Linked DNA regions of Homo sapiens: region 1 is linked to region 2. Evidence: read pairs that join two places in POLR2A ChIA-PET (ENCODE). Cell type or tissue: OCI-LY7. All regions are shown on one strand. Each heading gives the region's core, and the rest is flanking DNA. Links, peaks and the distances in the headings are about the cores only. Region 1 overlaps ITGA11 (integrin subunit alpha 11). Region 2 overlaps CORO2B (coronin 2B).

Evidence for each region. ChIA-PET counts read pairs that join two places held together with the same protein. Peaks named below come from ENCODE experiments on the same cell type or tissue, not always from the same donor. Only the 100,000 strongest peaks of a DNase experiment are listed, where the experiment ranks them.
Region 1: POLR2A ChIA-PET joins it to region 2 with 17 read pairs; 2 of 35 experiments call an interaction of 5 or more read pairs at or near these places.

What each region holds. Positions count from the first base shown.
Region 1 is chr15:68,409,567-68,418,522 of GRCh38, forward strand. The region is part of intron 1 of ITGA11 (integrin subunit alpha 11); the gene reads right to left. Among named protein-coding and RNA genes, the nearest start is that of ITGA11, 18 kb to the right of the region's middle. In OCI-LY7, for the core only: no CTCF peak of the experiment used is centred there; a DNase peak (open chromatin) is centred at 4,985.
Region 2 is chr15:68,627,178-68,636,133 of GRCh38, forward strand. All of the region lies in intron 1 of CORO2B (coronin 2B), which reads left to right. Among named protein-coding and RNA genes, the nearest start is that of CORO2B, 53 kb to the left of the region's middle. In OCI-LY7, for the core only: CTCF peaks have their summits at 3,811 (motif pointing left), 4,712 (motif pointing right), 4,912, 8,163 and 1 weaker place; DNase peaks (open chromatin) are centred at 3,784, 4,594, 7,544, 8,164 and 8 weaker places; H3K4me3 peaks cover 6,057 bases; H3K27ac peaks cover 8,000 bases.

The sequences.
Region 1 (8,956 bases), core at 699-8,698, 220 kb before region 2:
AGTACTACCTGATTAGGTAGGTACTGATAGGTAGTACTGATACTCTACCTATCAGTACTACCTGATTAGGTAGGTACTGATAGTCCCCTACCACTTAGATAACAATAATAAAAATAATTGTGTACATGAACAAAGCTCTTACTATGTACCAAGCACTATTCTGAATGTATTTAATGCTTATAACCATGTTTTGCAGTAAGTATATTATCATTCTCATTTTAAAGATGAGAAAACTGAGGCACAAAGAAAGTCAGCAACTGGCCAAGGTCATACAGCTAGGAAGCGGCCAGGATGACTTTGAGGCCTCACGGGTCCCGTGCCATCCAGCCCATCACCATCAAGTCTTCCTCTGCCCTTTCAGACACCACCGACCGTCGTCAGTCACTTGAATCCTCCCTGGAGTGGCCTCAGCCAGGCTTGTCCCCTCCTACACCTCTTCTTCTTCAGACTCATCTATCCCAGTCACATGCTCTAAGATCCTGCTCAATACAGAACTGACTGTTGACTCCTTGATCACAACAAGTGGAACACAGCAGACCTGGTATACCAGAAGGATGGGGCCAGAGTCCCAAGGGTCTTGAAAGTCTGGATGAAGCACCAGGTTGGAGCTGACGGCCAGAGGAAGCCGATCTGTGGAACCTAAGCGTGAACACCTCCCAGAAGCCTCTCCGCAGCCCTGCCCCAGGCCTCCACTGGTTCTTTGGGCTCTGCTCCATGTTGCAGATGCACCTGTGTAAGCAAGAGCTTTCATTTTCCTTGGAGGGAGGGCGCTGGGATGGGGTGAGGGAGGTGGGGTTTATCACTAAGAATCTCTGGTATTATCTCACTCTTCCCAGTTTTACTTGGGCCCCAAGAATCTTCACGTCTAAAAGCAAATCACAGAGAGGGAGAGGAGGAGGGAGAAAAGACCATAAGCTGGCCTAGGCAAAAAGATATGGCAAAGTGAACCTCTTGCTGCTATGGGGGAAAAAAAACAACCCATTCAAAAGTGAAGAAGTAATGAGCTTCAGATGGCTGGCTGTTTCGTATCCTCTGCATTGCTGCCCCTTTTGCCCTGGCGAGCAGGGAACATGTGAGGGTTCTTGCTCTGCTGCCAGCCAGCCTTCCCTTCTGCCCAAGGCCATCATTTCAAAGAGGCATCTAGGAAGGCAATGCTAGATTTGGGAGCATTGCTGGAGGCCCAAGGACCCTAGTCTAGGCTCCTGTAGTAGGCACTAGTGCGATAGAGCAAGGGAGGGGTGAGGGGACGTGGTCCCTACATCAGAGAAGCTTCTAGCTAGTTGAGGGAAGAAGGCCTTCATTACAGAAGAGCTTGGGGAGCCCTCTGACTCTGGGGAGAAGCAGGGATACTGCCCTTGGGGACCTGCTGCTCTCATAGGAGACCTAGTAACTCTGCCCTCACCCTGGGAAGCCCCCAGGCTGGTGGGGAGTGTGCGGTTCCGCCCCCATGGGCAGCTGCGTGGCCAACAGGGAACTCACAGTGGACTGTGAGCATCCCATGAGCAGCAACTCTGCCTGCATTGCCACATGGAGGGTGTGGAGTGAATATTTAAGTAATAGGATTAGACATGTACACTGAGCAGAGCTGATTCCACACAATCTTCTCCCCATCTAAGACTGAGCAATGTGAGGAGAACTGGATTCTACTTATCCCTTTATCCCACCATAAGGCCTGGTGCTCAGAAAAATGTGTTGAGTTAAAGTAGAAATTTCAGCTCTGACAACCACAACAAATTATCAACAACGACAACCCTGGAGAGGCCTCACCCAGGCTTATCCCCCTCCCACACACTCCTTCTTCAAGACTCACCCATCCTGGGCCCATGCCCTCTGCTCACTACAGAACTGATTGGTGGCTCCCTGATCACAACAGGCAGAGCACAGGAGACCAGGTATGCCAGAAGGACAGAGCCAGAGTCCCAAGGGCTTAAAAGTCTGGATGAAGCAGCAGATGGGAGCCGATGGCCAGAGGAAGCCGCTCTATGGCAGAAGAGAGGAACTGGAGGCACAGCGATCCCGTAACTTGTCCCAAGTCACACATCTAGTGGGTGGCAGAGCTGGGATACAAAAACAAGTGGTCCTGCTCCAGCTTGCATCATCAGTCTCAATTCTTCACTTCTCTATATGCACACCCTTTACCATGGGACTTTGTAATTCCTGCCTCTAAAAGAGGAGAGTATATTTCCCCCAACCTTGACTTTGGGCTAGGCCATCTGAGCAGAAATAATGTGTGCCCATTCCCAGCTTGGGCCTTAGGATGCCTTGTCTATTTCTGCTTGCTGGCACTTCTGGCAGCAACATGAGACGGCTAGTCCACTGACCCCAGGAAAAGAGTGAGAGATATTCGGAGCAGAGCTGCCCCAGCTGAGTTGCCCCAGCCCAACCTAGCTGAGGTCAGCACCCCCAAACTCACAAGCAAGCCCAGTGAGCCCAGCAGAGCCACTCAGTTGAGCTTAGCTTGGACCAGTTCACTCCCCCACCCTCAGCTGACCCCAGATATGTGAACTAAACAATTATTATTGTGTGCCACTGAGATTTGGGGGGATTATTGGTTACAGGACATTATTATAGCAATTGATAATTGATGCAGCTTAGCTCTTAAGTGATGGACCATCAGGGAGGAGGAACAATTTCACAGAGTGATTGGACAAAGACAAGGAGAAGAGGAGCTGGGGATCTCTGGGGACTCGTGGTTGCTGGGGTAGTACCCCAATCATTTCCTACTCAAGATCTCATCAGGAAGACCCAACATTAGGCAGAGCTGGGCCCGGGCCTACCCTGTCAGGGAGAAGTGTGGCCTAACGAGCAAATCATGGCCTCCTCCTGCCTCAGCCATACACCGGGCCTGATGGCTGGGTTGTCCTGAATCACTCAGGGAATGACAGACGCAGACCCACAGCCAGCCAGGCACCCAACATGGATTCTGGGCTCTGGAGCAGCTCTGTGCAGAACGGAGCCTCCAGAGCATGAGGCCTCCTTCACCTCATTTTCTCTCTTTCCAGTTGCTAGGGGGCATGACACGAACTCCCCGTTAGACAAGCTACCATTGGGTCAAAGGTGGTGTGTAGCAAATATGTTATTAGGGAGGGGGAACTTATTCGCTTTTTTTTTTTTTTTTTTTTTTTTTGAGACAGAGTCTCGTTCTGTCACCCAGACTGGAGTACAATGGTGTAATCTCGGCTCACTGCAACCTCCGCCTCCCAGGTTCAAGCAATTCTCCTGCCTCAGTCTTCCAAGTAGCTGGGACTACAGGCATGTGCTACCATGCCTGGCTAATTTTTGTACTTTTAGTAGAGACAGGGTTTCATCATATTGGCCAGGCTAGTCTTGAACTCCTGACCTCAAGTGATCTACCTGCCTCGGCCTCCCAAAGTGCTGGGATTACAGGCGTGAGCCACTGGCACCCAGCCAGGACTTTATCTTTAAGAACAAGCAGGAATTTTCCAGATCAAATAATCTATTAGCCTCCAAACTTTGTTTTTCTACAGCGAATCTCACATTTTTTGAACAAAATATATACATGAAAAGTAGACACAAGAAGTGGATGTTGGGGTTAGGACTAGGGGGTAGGGAGGAATTTCCCACCCTCAGTAGCAGACATAAGATGCCTCACTGAAACCTTAGGGTTTCCTGGAACACAGTTTGAGAACTGCTCTGTCGAGTTTAAAAAGCTTGTTGCTATAAGTGAGAAGACTAAGGCCCAGAGCGGGGTAGAAATGTGTCCAAGGTCACCAGCCTCTCTTCATACTTATCTATGTTCACCACCACTCCTTCTGTGTTAGTCCCCTCTATGGCCCTTCAGTTCAATAAACCTCTATTTGGGGTCTATGGAGCTCCAGGTTCCATGGTAGGAAGTGAGGACACCAAGCTGGCTGAGACACGACTTACGGTGTTCAGAGCTTACAGCCCCACTGGGCAGGCAACAGACATGTTTATAAGTCAACAGAGCCTGAAGTGAAGCCAGGAGAAGTTTGGACTAGGGTGGGGTGATCTGAGTTCTAATCTCAGCTTTGTCATTAACTTGGCTGGATGTCCATTGAGAGCCCCGGTGCCTCTCTGGGCCTCAGCTTCCCCATCTGTAAAATGAGAGGCTCCTGCTTTGTAACATCGAAGACCCACCACGGCACATGTCAGTGAGGTTCCCTTGGGCAGACGCCAGCTGACTTCCAGTTGTCGGCACTCGAGCATCTGTCTTGAGTCTCAGCAAACAATTTAGAATTGGAAACCAGGCAGTGTGGAGGAATGCAAACTCATCTTAATGTTGGCCGGAGCCATGCGCATTTAGGAAGGGAAATCTCCAGGCAAAAACGATAATATTTTGCATTCCCAAGCCAAGGAAAGAACGAAAGAAAATCACCATCAAACGTTTGGCATTGTCCAGGGCCCAGCTCTCTCTCTCCCTTTGCCTGTACCATGGAGACTTGGCTGGGCCCTCCTGCCCTGGCTGGGGCTTCTGGACACACCCAGATGTCAGAAAGACAGAGGCCTTGGTGGGGGTCCAGGCGATGTGGTCACCTTTCCACAGAAAGCCCAGCCTAGCCCCAGAGCTGGACTATGCTGCTGAAACCTCGATGAGGAGACTTAGGGCAAGTGGGCAGGAGGGCAACATGGCTGCCATCAGACCCCCTCTTAATTCAAAACTTGCGGACACCAGGCAGGGAGCACCAGCTCCTTTGAGGCATGACTGTGGCCTTGGAATGACAGAGGCTTCTCAGTCTCCCTGAGGTCTTCTAGGAATGGTCCCTGGGGGGACGGGGCTGGAGGGCAGAATGCTAAGGTCAAAGGCCACAGGATGAACTTCTGACTTTAGGACAGCTGGTTCCAGGACTCAGCAAAGGGGACATGGGAGTATAACAGCCCCTCCTGAGTGCTGAGACCACTGTGGTGAGAACTAGTTTGGACATCAGAAGACCTGGTTTCTCGACTGGCTATGTGACCTGAAACAAATACCTTCCCTCTCTGGACCTCTGTCTCCTCTTCTAGAAAATGAGGAAGTAGGGCCAGGTGGTCTACAAACATTTCCAGTACTGAGGTTCTGAGTCTGTGTGTTCCGCCTCCTCTGGACTTATTTCCAAATCCATCTCCCCTCAGAGGGGAGGAGCAGGCAGACTGGCACCGGGGGCACTCCCGTGGGCAGGCCAACGGCCAGGGCCTCCGCAAGTATCTATCAGATTGGCTTTTGGGACTGAGGTCATTCCCTCCTTCCCCTCTAGCACTTGGGTCCAAACAAGTGTCCCTCAGCCTCAAGCCCCCCCATGAAAGTGAGCTGTAACCCCTCTCCCCACGGCTTAGCGCCCAGCCGGGCCTGCCCTGCTGCTACAGTTGCAGGCTGCCACTAGGGCTGGCCTGGTGATGCCAAGCCAGTTCTTACCACCCTGATACCCTCCTGTGCTCTAGAGAAAACTTAACCAAACTTGGGTCTTTCCAGGAGAGGGATGCATCCCTCCTCTTTACTCTTGCAAAAGACCCCCCTGTTTTCTAGCTTCTCTGATCAACTCGTCAGCATCTTACTTCTCTGCCAAATGACTACCCCTGGGTGGACTGCTTGTCTCTCTGCTAACTTGGCCTTATCCCCCTGCCTTTCTTCTGAAGGAAGCGCTATGGAGTCTCTCCTATTCCTTATTCCTCCAACTATAATATCACCGCCAGCCACTGGCCTTCCTCATCTCTGGATGTGTCTCTTGGCTTCCCCAGCCTTTGTGCAGGTCAGAACGCAGCTCACTGGAGAAGACGGGGAGGAATAATGGGACGAAGAAATTGTGTCTTCTGATGGAGTCTAGAGAAAGGGGAGGGGTTCAAGGGATGGAGGGTGCTGTCCATTTGAAGGCTGGATAGAGAGACTGGCCACAGAAGGGAAAGGAGAAGGATTTCAGCAGCACGGGGGGCTTCTGTGGAAAAGCATCATCTGTCCCCATGGTATGAGCACACCCCTCATTTCTTAGCAGAATCTCTGGGGGAGATTATCTCATTTGGGAAACAGCACGTCCCCAGTCCACACCCACTGCTGCTTCCGGCAGGGAGTGGCTCTGAGCACGCCAGTGGTTTGAGGCAAGGCCTGTGTCATGGAGCTGCAGCCACAGTGTCCACCTTCCCCGGGAGGAGGAGCCCTAGATAGGGATGTGCTCACATGCCCTCTCGAATGTTAAGCATGTGAAAAAGAACACACCAGGAAGCAGAGAGCTCATGTGTGTCATGAGGGGCTGGGAGCCATCACTAGGTGAGTTCCAGGGTCTGCGTCAGCTGAGAGTCTTGAAGATTCAGCTGGCCTTGATGTGGATGCTCAGAAAGAGTGAAGCAGGTGCTGCCTGCCACCAGGGGTGAGCTTATCAGATGAACTTGATATTCATCCAAGAAGGGCCTAAGTAGAGGGATGCAGAGCAGCCTGCCATTCACCCACTGTCCTCTGTCAATTCCACCTCCCCTTTCAGCCAGGCCCTGGCACATCCTCATCACACACACTGGGTGCCTGCAACCTTGGAGCACCCTGACCCTGGCCTGCCTCCCTCTCTTCTACTTCAGTCTTGTCATCTCATCAAAAGCCTTGCCTGTTATCTGTCCCATCCCCTCAATGTCCTGTTGTATGGTAGATAAACTAATGCTTGTTAACAAGTGACTTATCACAACAGCCTCCCCTCAGCCATCAAAAGCATTTGCAGCTCTATATGAGGAAGAATTCTCCAAATCAGAAAAAAACAATCAATCTGGGGCTGGGCAGCCTGTGGAGGAGTGAGGGTCCCTTCCCTGGGGTTGCAGAGGAGAACAAATGTCGGCTAGGGCAGGTGGCATGTAGGCTGAAACAGAGACTCACAGAAGCATCCGGAGACAGGGAGACAGAGAACGAGCAAGGGCTGGTGAGAGCCTCGGCAGTCCTTTGTATCTTTTTCTGAGAACTCAGGAGTTTGCCAATGGGCTGGTTAAGCAGATGTCAAGCTCAAGGAAAACAGGCCTAAAACTTTAAAGCAGCAAACAGCACATTGAGACTGACTGTAATTAACATTATTTTTCCTCCGAGCCCTGGACAGCCATCTCATGCCTTCAGAGAATATATGGATCATCTTCTTCAAGAACAAGGGTCATGGCTGGGTGCGGTGGCTCACACCTATAATCCTAGCACTTTGGGAGGCGGATTGCCTGAGCTCAGGAGTTCGAGACCAGCCTGGGCAACATGGTGAAACCCCGTCTCTACTAAAATACAAAAAATTAGCTGGGCCTAGTGGCAGGCATCTGTAATCCCACCTACTCGGGAGGCTGAGGTAGGAGAATTGCTTGAACCAGGGAGGCAGAGGTTGCAGTAAGCCAAGATCGCACCACTGCACTCCAAACCGGGTGACATATGGAGACCCCATCTCCGTAAAAAACAAAAACAAGGGTCACAGTTTTTTATGAAAACTAGTGTATTTTTCCATCTTACATCATTTATCATTTTCTCTGTGTAGGAAAAGTGATCAAAATGGACCTCCTCTTTTTTTTTGAGACAGAGTCTTGCTCTGTCTGAGCGAGTGTGTGGGACCTTGGCCTCAACATGGCCCGAGCTCCTGAGGACCCCATATTTCACCCCACCCAGCCCAGGCCTGCCCTTTGAGCCCCACAATCAATTTCCTGGCTGCTTATAGGACATTTCACTTGGATGTCTCATAACATCTCACATTTCACATGCTGGAAAAGGAACCCAGGTTTTCGCTTCTTAAATGGTTTTGTCCCCATTGCAGGAAATGGCATTACCACCCACCAGATGGCTCAAGCCAGAAGCTTGGAAGTCATTCCTTATGATTTTCCTTTACTTCCCATCAGCAAATCCTGCAAGTTCTAGCCCTCCATTCCTCTCCAATGTGCCCACTCCTCTCTGTCTCTTCTGCCATACTTGGACTAAGCCATCCTCTTCATTTTGTATTTAGACTTGCACTAGAGTTTTCCAACTGGTCCCTCATTCCAATTTTGCTCAGCTTCAAGCTATGCTCTTTGCAGCAGCCACAGTGATCTTTCAACGGTGTGAACTAGATCCTGGCTCTGCTTAAAGCCCCCGAGAGTTCCTCCATTGCATTTAGAATAGATTCTAGACCCTTCCCAGGGCCCACCAGGCCCTGCGGATTTGCTTTCTCACTTACTACCTTCCAGCTTCACCGTCTTCCTCTCTGTTCCTCAGATACACCAAGCTGTTTCCCACTTTGAGATCTTTGCATTTGCAGTCCCCTTTGTCTGGAACATTCTTCCCCAAGAACTTTTCTCAGCTGGCTCCTTCTCAACCTCCAGTTTTAACGCCATGGCCTCTGAGAAAGGAGAATCCATTGCTATGGAGAATCTGTTCTTCTCCCTCACAACATCTTCTTTATGTATTTTACAATTAAAAATAATTACAGGTGGTTATAAGAGCTGTTTGCCTACTTGGACACTGTCTCCTCTCCCACTGGAGTTTAAGTTCCACAAAGGAAGGGACTAATGTGTGCTGGAGTCTGCATACAAGAGCTGATTGTGTGCACTCTTCCCATTCAGTGATGTCATGTTGGCAGCTTGAAAACGACCATGGTGGGAGGATTTACATCATGGTAATTGGCAAATACTACAAATAAGAATGATAGGAATTCTTTCTATCCCATCCCAAGAGCCAGAATCAGTGTGTCTGTCTCCCCACTTTATCCTTAGCATCTAGAACAATGCCTAGCTCACAATAGGTGATCTATATACATTTGTTAAATGAGACGGAAAAAATGAATAGAAGTATTCAGGCTTCTAAGACACTAACCTTCCAATAAGGGGTTAAAGGGGAAAGTGATAGAGCCTCAGGGAGGGAAGGAACTTAGAGTACTGGATTTGGCTTCAGAAATCCTGGTTCTATTGCCAGTATGGTTTCTAAATTGCTTTGCAACTTTGGACCAGTTTCTTACTTCACATGGCCCTCAGTTGCCTTATCTGTGAAAGGCACACACAGGACTCGATGCTTTAAGTCCCTGTGTAGGAT
Region 2 (8,956 bases), core at 338-8,337:
CATTTTTACTTGTTTATTTGTTTTACTTTATGTCTGTGTATTCATTATTGTATGATTTTGTGCTGGTCTCGTATGAGGGATTCAGAAATGACTAAGACATCATCCCAACCATCAAGGAGTTTGGAGTTAGACCCGAACACAGGAAAAGCAATGCACCAGGGCAGGGCAACTTGCCCTCAGTGCCTGAGAGTGGTTTATGGACCTTCAAGTGCAGGTGGGTCCCCAGGAAGAAAGAGTGTGTTGGTGGGGGGTGGTCAGGGAAGGTGTGTGTTGGGAGAGAGATGAGTAAAATTCCAGGATGCAGAGAGAAGAGGGCGGGCATCTCTTTGGACTCTCTTGGGGTTGGGGAGGTGGAGGTAACCACGTGCCTGGGACAATAAGGAGAGCCCGGCTATAGCATAAGGAGCTCGTGGGAGAGGAGACTCTGCATCATGGTTGGGTGAGAGGCACTGTGACAAATGTGGTCTTCATCTGCAGGATGGGACGGGGAGATGTAAGCAGGAAATGGCTTCTGCCCTGACCCTCTATGATTGTATTAGGTGACTCAGTTATTTGCTGAGCTGAATCTTGCAGGGGTAGCCTCATCTCCCTCTGTCTGCTTACCCCTGCCATAGACCCTCAGGCTTATGGGTACAGCCCCCTTCCTGCCCCGCACACCCTGGTGTATCCTCATCTCCACGCCTCCCTGTATCATAGCTAACATAACTTAACTGAGCTTCTGGTGTAGAAGTTCGATGAGGCTCTGTGCTGAGGGAGTTTACTCACTCTTACTTCTGTACCCGAAATCTTCCCTCCCTGCCCCCAAACTGGAAACACAGCCTTCCATAAAGAGACCTCCTCCAACCCCACCACCACCCAAACCAGCAACATCAGTGCTGGAGAGAAGAAGAAAAGGGGAAGGGCCAGCATAATTTGGGTGGGGCTTTGCATATATTAGTAATAACAATGATAAATATTCAACAATAATGGTACATTACCATAATGACCAGATCTCCAGTGCCTTCTACGTGCCAAGCACTTTGCAGGCATGACCTCATTTAATTCTCACAGTGGTCACAGAGAAACCCCATAGCCCAGTTAAGCACACACCCTATGGAGTGGAAGGCCTGGGTTTGAATCCTTTCTCTGTCCCTTCTTGCCTGGGTGACCTTGAGCAAGTTACTGAATGCCTGTGCCTTAGTTTCATCCCCTGTGATATGGGGAAGATAATAGCGCCTGCCTCACTGGGTTGCGATGAAGACTAAGGAAGGCAGTATTTGCGAAGTGCTTTGAATAGTACCTGACACGTAGCAAGTACAACACTAAGTGTGAAATACATTAAAATATGTAACATATCTCTTTATCCATTTTGTAACAAGGGAATAGAAACAGGTGAGTCAAGGGACTTTACAATAGCTACATGTATTAAGCCCATGGTATGAGCAAAGTAATGTTACAGTTACTGTACATGTATTTTCTTTTAATCCCCACATCAGCTCCATGAGGAGGCACCATTATTATCACCACAGTTGATGGACAAATGGGGCCCCAAAAGGTAGATCCACTTGCTCATGACAGAGCAATAGAGAAAGGCCTTTTCCCAGGGCTTATCCTGCCTCCTCCGGAGTCTACATGGACTCACCCAGCCTCTCCATTCATTCCCTGAGGCTAAGCATTGCTGGGTACAAGAGGCTTTCTGCTGAGAGGGATGCCCTCAGTTTCCCATGTGATGTGGAAGATAAGGCAAGCTGGGGAAAGGGCAGGATGAGAATGTGGGAGGGAGGGACCACTGGGTCTCCTGGGACACATGTGCCATTTGCCTCCAGATGGGGCAGGGAGAAATGAATTGTAATTGGACAGCAGAGATGCTGTAACTTTATTTGGAGTTAGCAGAGGAGAGCCAGGAAGGTGAGACCAGCAAGGTCTGCTGGGGGAGCCATGGGATCATGCTGGGGAGTGCCGAATGTATCTTGCAGTTTTGCAAAGTTGTTGCCCCCTCAGTGGGGCTGCTCCACATTGGAAATTCTGCAGTAGTTCTGAATGAGTCAATGTCTGAGAAAAGCATTTAGATCAGAAGTTCAGGAGAATAATTGGAAAGGCTCCATTGCAGGTCTGCTGTGTGTGGTTGTCAGAGTTGTGCCCTGCACAAAGGCACCTGGCAGGGTGTAAGTGGGGGCTGAAATCCAGTCCACATTCCACTCACTGAGCCTGGAGCTGATTCTGTTGGAGGAAGAGGCGCCTTTCTCTATTCTCACAAACGTGCCCTGTGGACTGGAGTGGTCCTGACGCAGTGGAAGAGGTGAGGAGAGAGACTTTATCCCCAGAGGCAGATTTACAGAGGCCAGACTATGCCAGTGGTTTGGTACTCAGGCAACCAAAGCTTTGACTTTCACAGAAACCAGGAGGGCCCAAACAAAGAGCCCAGGTGCTGGGGATGAAACGATGTGCAGGGAAAGGCTATGCACTGAGCAGCTCCCAGGCCTTCTGAATGTCCTTATGAAATGGTCAGGGGACCAGCAGGAGGGTCAGTGACACGAGCAGCCTCAGTAGGGGTCAGATCAGGAGGACTTGGACGAGGCTGAGGCAGAAGCTAATTGAGAACCCTGACCTCATGACTGGGACCCAACTCGCTGTGGAGTCAGGAGCTTGGGCTCTTAACCAGCATGTGTGTGTGTGTGTGTGTCTGTGTGTGTGTGTTGTGTGCATACACACGCACTATGTCTAAGTGGACACCTTGAAGGAAAAGCACCCCAGTAGAAAGAGTCCTTTAAAAACCAGGAATCCAAAAGGATAGGTAATGCCCCTGCCAGAGGCACCCTGCCCTGGAGGAGTTGCCTGATGCCATGTTCTGTCACCCAGCATTGCCATTATGTTGGAAGGGAAAAGGGAGGGTGCTGGTGTTTGCTCAGTGCCCACCAGGCACCGTGCCAGATGTTCTGCATCCATTACCTCGTTTTCCTCTCCACCCCTCTTCCTCGTGGCTTCTGTAGCAATGACAGCATTCAGTTGAATAAAGAAAGAAAAAGAGGGAAAAAATCTCCTTTCAAGGCTCAGCAGTGTTGCTGGACCCAGGGGATGCTGTGTGGGGTGGTCGTGTGCAACGGGCAGCATGAACTTGACTATCGCTCCCTCGACCCAAGTGGTCATTGTTATCATCCCCTGAGCTGTGCAACTTTTCCGGCAACTGCATGGCAGGCACGGGCAGCCGCATCAGCACACCCCAAGGAACGGTGCTGAGGGATGAGAGAAAACCTCGAAATGAAATGTTTTTTTTTTGTTCCTGGCAGGGGCAGGCCTGCTAGGCTTGGGTGGGGCTCTGTGGTCTCTGGGCCTCCTTAAAATAGCAAAGTTCTTTGCTGTGGGGGCAGAAAGACCTCATGGGGACAGGTCACAGGCAGTGTTCAAAGACTCAGAGATCTACTACCCTGTTCCTTTTCTTCTTTATTTCCATCAGTTGGAATGCTTTAGGCTGCGAGTAACAAAGAAAGCCAACCAAGACTGACTCAAGCTCTAGGATTTTCATGGTTTTTCAAACAAGAGTTGCGGAGGAAGGAGGTCCTAGGTTTGGTCGGTGGCTCCACAGTGCCATCAAGGACCCAGGCCTCTTCTGTCCTTGTGGTCTGTCTTCTCATCATTTTGGCCTTTTGGTTGTAGGCTTGTTACCTCTTGGCCACAAAATGGGTGCCAGAGCGCCAGGATTTACATCCTCAAATGGAAGCAAAGGCGGGAAGCCGTGTGTGTGCCAGTATGCCAAGAAAGAACTTTTCTTATGTCTCTCTCCTCTTACTGAGACAAAAATCCTTCTCAGAAGCCCCCTAGTGGACTTCCTCCTAGGTCTCACTTGCCAGAACTGGGTCTTGGACCCTCTCCCAAGGGTGAGGGGTGTTCCCGTGGTGGTGCAGGGCGGTTGGGGGTAGGGGGTGCTGGGAATGGCAGGTACGAGTCCAGTCAGCAGATCTGCCTGCCTCCCTTCTCCAGGAGCTTGTCCCAGTGCTCCCAGGGAACACCTGGATGGCCGGGTTCTGCAGTGGTGCTTGACTCCCCATGTCCCCCAAAGGCCAGCCACTTGCCCGTCAGTGGGTTATGGATGGTCTCCATGTATAGGGCATTGTGAGGAAGACCAAGAGGGTGGAGACTGTCCTGAGAAGGAGGCAGTGTTGCCCCCATTTTTATAGATGAGAACTCGAGCTCCAAAAAGTTTATGAACTTGTCTAGGGCTTGTTATACATTTTGTAACATTTTACAGATGAGAACACAAGCTCCAAAAAGTTAATGAACTTGTCCAGTAGATACCTAGTAAGTGGTGGCGCTAGGATTTAAACCTGTGTCTGTCTGTGAAGCCATCCTCTGTTTGGCCCACTTTGGAACAGTGTCCTCTCTTCTTCCAGAATCTCAGCCAGGAAGTCGGCAACCTTTAGACTTCCTGTGCATTCCAGCTCTCAGAGCTGACACCAGGGCCCAGCTTACAGCCTCCGGGAGAAGTTAATCTCAACACGTGTAAAGAGAACCAACCAACCCTGAAGTACACACCAGGTGCCAGGGGGCAGGGTGGCAGCCAGGAAATGCTGCAGGTGTTCAGGGGAGGGTAGGTCCCTGGGGATGGGATGGTCAGAGACCCCGTGGGGCCAATTCGTTTACCTCTTGACATCAGTAGCTACACCAGAGAAGGTGCTGACACCTGCACAAAGACAGCCCCTCCTGAGCTGCCAGGAGGAGGTGCTCCTCGCAGTCAGTGTAAATAGGCTGCTGGAATGGCCCCAGATGGCCACCAGGGAGGGCCACATGCCATCCCTCAGCATCGCTGGAGTGGGCTCTCTCTTGGTTGCTAGCAACAGATTCTGTTGACCTTTAGTAATGAGGGAGGCAGGGCTAGAGGGTGACTAGCAGCCAGGCCTCCCAGGCTCCCAGGCCTCTCAGATGCCTGGAATTTCGGAGCTAGAAGGTAGTCAGATTCCCGTTATCTTGACTGCTGCAGCGGGGTCTCTGGGATGGTGATGTGAGTGCCTCCTGCACCCGTGGCCCCCATGTGGCATAACTCCTTGGGCGCTATTCATCCACACGGCCCATCTGTGCAGGGTACAGCCTTCATGGTCTTAGCTGGCAGCCCTGACAACTTGGATGTGCAAAGAAGATACAAGTTTGTTTCCTCTGAAGCTTGTCTGGTGTCATCCAGGAGCCCCACCTGGTAGGTAGCAGTGATAAAACGCATTCAGCTCGGTCCAGTAGAGTTGTGATGGAGTCAGCCAGACAGGACTCTTCATTTGCTAACACGGAGAGACAGAAGTTGAGAAACGTCCTCTCTCAACAATTCTGGCTCTTAAGATATTTTGTGGCTGCAGAATCCTATCTTGGATGTTGGAATGTGAATTTTTTTGAGTCCTGCTTTAACAGTCCGAACTCTCCCTGGATAATGGATGTCATTTGTTTATTTTTTAATTTTTGTGTTTTTTTGGAGACAGAGTCTTGCTCTGTCATCCAGGCTGGAGTGCAGTGGTGCTATCTTGGCTCACTGCATCCTCCACCTCCCTGGTTTAAGTGATTCTCGTACCTCAGCCTCCTGAGTAGCTGGGACTATAGGTGCGCGCTAGCACGCTTGGCTAATTTTTTGTATTTTTAGTAGAGATGGGGTTTTGCCACGTTGGTCAGGCTGGTCTCAAACTCCTGACCTCAAGTGATCTGCCCGCCTTGGTCCCCCTAAGTGCTGGGATTACAGGCGTGAGCCACCACACCCGGCCAATAAATGGATGTGAGTTAGGGGAGAGCAGGAAGGTTACACCTAGTAAATGCAGAACAGTGCACTAACATTATTTTTAAAATTACAGTGATCCCCTTTACATTCCTCTCTGACCTCTTCTCCATCTCTCTTCCCTCCGCTTATGGCTTCTGCCTCTGCCACCAACTAGTGGTGCAATGTAGCCCACATTTAAACCCTTCAAGGGGAGGAGCTGGTTGGTTTAGCTGTCACCATTGAGTGTGGGTCACTTCTATGGAGCAGAGCTGTGTGCTGGACAGTCATGCAGAATGCTACATGACCACCTAGAATGAGGCGGCCTCCCTTGTGAACTGGGGGAACAGAGGGCATTGTAGGGGAACTGTTGGCCACAGATCCCAGCAAGACTCCTCTTTCCTTGCTGGGTCCTAAATTAACTACTGGATTCTTTTTACAAGGCAGGGAGTGAGAGGTGGAGAACATCATGAGACAGTTATCACGGATGTTTTCAAACAAAAACCCATTGATTTCCTCAGTACCATTAAGTTTAATTTAAAAAAAAAGTTTCTGCTCTAGTTTCTAGACCCTCAGCTGGTGAGGCCCCTTGAATTGTTTCCAAAGTCCAAGAGGAAATGGTTACTCCAACATACACACACACACACACACACACACACACACACTCACTCCTTGGGGACAGCACAGGGTGGACAGTGCAAAGAATTTATCTCCAAGTAAGCTCTGTGCATGAGGCCTGGTATCTATTTCTTTATGGGCAAGTTGATTTACTATCCTTTTTTATACCCAAAATGATTAGCAGCAATATAAAGAACTTCAACTTCTCCTTTCTCACATTTGGGGCACTGAGAGATGGGCTTCCTTTTACTCTAACAGAGATACTACAACGGAGCCGGCAGATCGTCCTTCTCTTCCATGCCATCCCCTGGCTGTAATGTAGATAGATTATCTCTTGGGAAGGGGAAGGCCCATCACCAGTTACCACATTCCCCTGGGGACAGTTTATCAGTCCATCTTTTTCTGCATTGCCAGGTGACAGGGAGCAACGTCTTGGTCTGTGGGCCAGGGGCCAGGCCAGGCACTCTGAACACGGGATCCCGGTTATCCTGAGAGTCGGTCAGGGCATGTCACAGGCAGGGAGCCTCGGCAGTGGCAGCTATGCCTGGCATCTCCCCGGCTCAGCCTTTGGCCTGGACTATGAAACAGCCTTTTAAAAAAGTTGCTCAGCCTCACCTACCAAGAAGCCGGAGGCCATGAAGGAGGGGGTGAGGAGTAGGACCTGCTGTGGACAGAGAATAGGGCTGAAAACCAGAAGTCCTGGGTTTAACTCCACCAGCCCTTATTGAGCACTTGGTGTTTGCATGATCTTGTGCATGACAGTCTAGAAATGCAGAAGAAAGCCCTCGAGGGATGCATTAGGCCCAGCTCTTTTACTCACTCGCTGGCCGGCAGGGTGGTTGTCAGGGGCAAACCCAAAGCACTTTTGAAGGTGCAGATTGACTGATAAAATAATCTTTGTTGAGCAGTCACAGTTAGCAAAGCATGTTCACACACAGTATTATTTCACTGGATCCTCATAACTATCCTAGGAAAAATATGAATTATATCCATTTTTCTGATGGAGGAACTGGGAGGTAAAGGGACAGATGCAAAGTCACAGAGCTGAAGTTTCAGAGGGCCCAGTGCTCCTTGCAATGCCACTCAGGGACCAAAGTCTGGTTCCGGGACCAATAGCTTCAGCATCACCTGGCAACGTGTTAGGGATGCAGATTCTCGGGCCCCACCCTCGACTTCCTGAATCAGAAACTGTGGGCCTCAGCAATCTATGTTTTCACAAGCCCACCGGGTAATTGTGATGCACCTGCAAGTTTGAGAAGCACTGAGCTGGAGAGTGATACCCAACTGAATCATCTATGTGAACCACCTGGACCACCACCGTGTTCAACCATAGATTCTCATTTGAGTCAAGGGTGGGGCCTGGGATTCTCCATTTCTAACCAGCTCCCAGGTAATGCCAGTGCTATTGGTCCACAGGCAGTCCATTGAACAGCAAAGATCCCAAACAGGAAGCACCTGGTGGGCTTGGTTAAAATGCACATTTCCTAGCTCATTCCCACAGTGTGTGATTCTGCAGGCTGGAAGTGGGGCCCGGGAGCCTGCATTTCCACAAACACTTCAGGTGATTCTGAGGCAGATGACCTGGGGCTCGCACTCCAAGGATCTGTTCCCCAGAGCTCGAGCTTGCAGACCATCCACCCTGGCCTCATTTTCAAAGGTTTTCCACCTTCACTCCTCTCCCCACTGGTCTTGAACCACCCATTTGATCCCCTGCCAGACTTTGGGCTAAGGGGGTGCAAGTTGGAGGCCATCTCTGAGCCAGCAGGGCCCTCAGTTCCTCAAAATAGGTCAGGAGTCTGGCACAGACCAGCCTCAGTGGCTGCAAATAGAAACCATCTGTTGGGCCTGTGTTTTGAGCTCCACCGCCCCTCTCTGCCTGGCCAGAGAAACACAGAACTCAGAAGCCCAGTGGAGCATGGATGCTTCCCTGAGTGGGTGCTATTCTGCCACCGCCTGCCCAGACAGACTCCCATGGGATCTGCCTGCAGGGGAGGGGTGGCAGCACCAGATTCTACCACCCCCAGGGCAGGAAGCTTGCAGTGTGGACCGGTCATCCAGAGACAAGTCACTCCTCCTCTCTGGGTCTATGAAATGAGAGGCTGGATTTAGTGGACCTGTGAGTCCCTTTCTGCTCTGACAGGATACGGTTCCTTGAAAGCCTTTTTGTGTCAGGACCACATGGAGGAAAAGTTGGGCCCAGAGGAGGCAGACATTTCATTTTCCTGGCTCTCTGTGCAGAGTGAATATTGTGGGATCTGGTCCTGCAAATAGGGGGATGGACAAGGTTTGTGATCTGGAGCTCCAACGGGACTCTTGTAGGCCTTGAGGCAAAGAGTTGGGTTGCTCTTCCTTGTCTCTGCCCTCCTATTCCTTCCCTCACTCGTATATTTATCAAGATGATGTTAAGCCCAGTGGTAAGCCTGGAAAAATAAGGAGGAATGAGGTGCAGTCCCTGCCCTCAACAGCAGCCAGGATAATTGAGGAGCAGACAAGTAAAGGAGAGACCTCGGTGACAGCTCTGAATCAGATCCCAGCTCCTCCACTTCAGTGACCTGGACAAACCCAGACGCATCTGGAAATGGGAATAATAATTGTACCTATTTCTCAGGGTTATTTTAAGGATGCAGGATATAA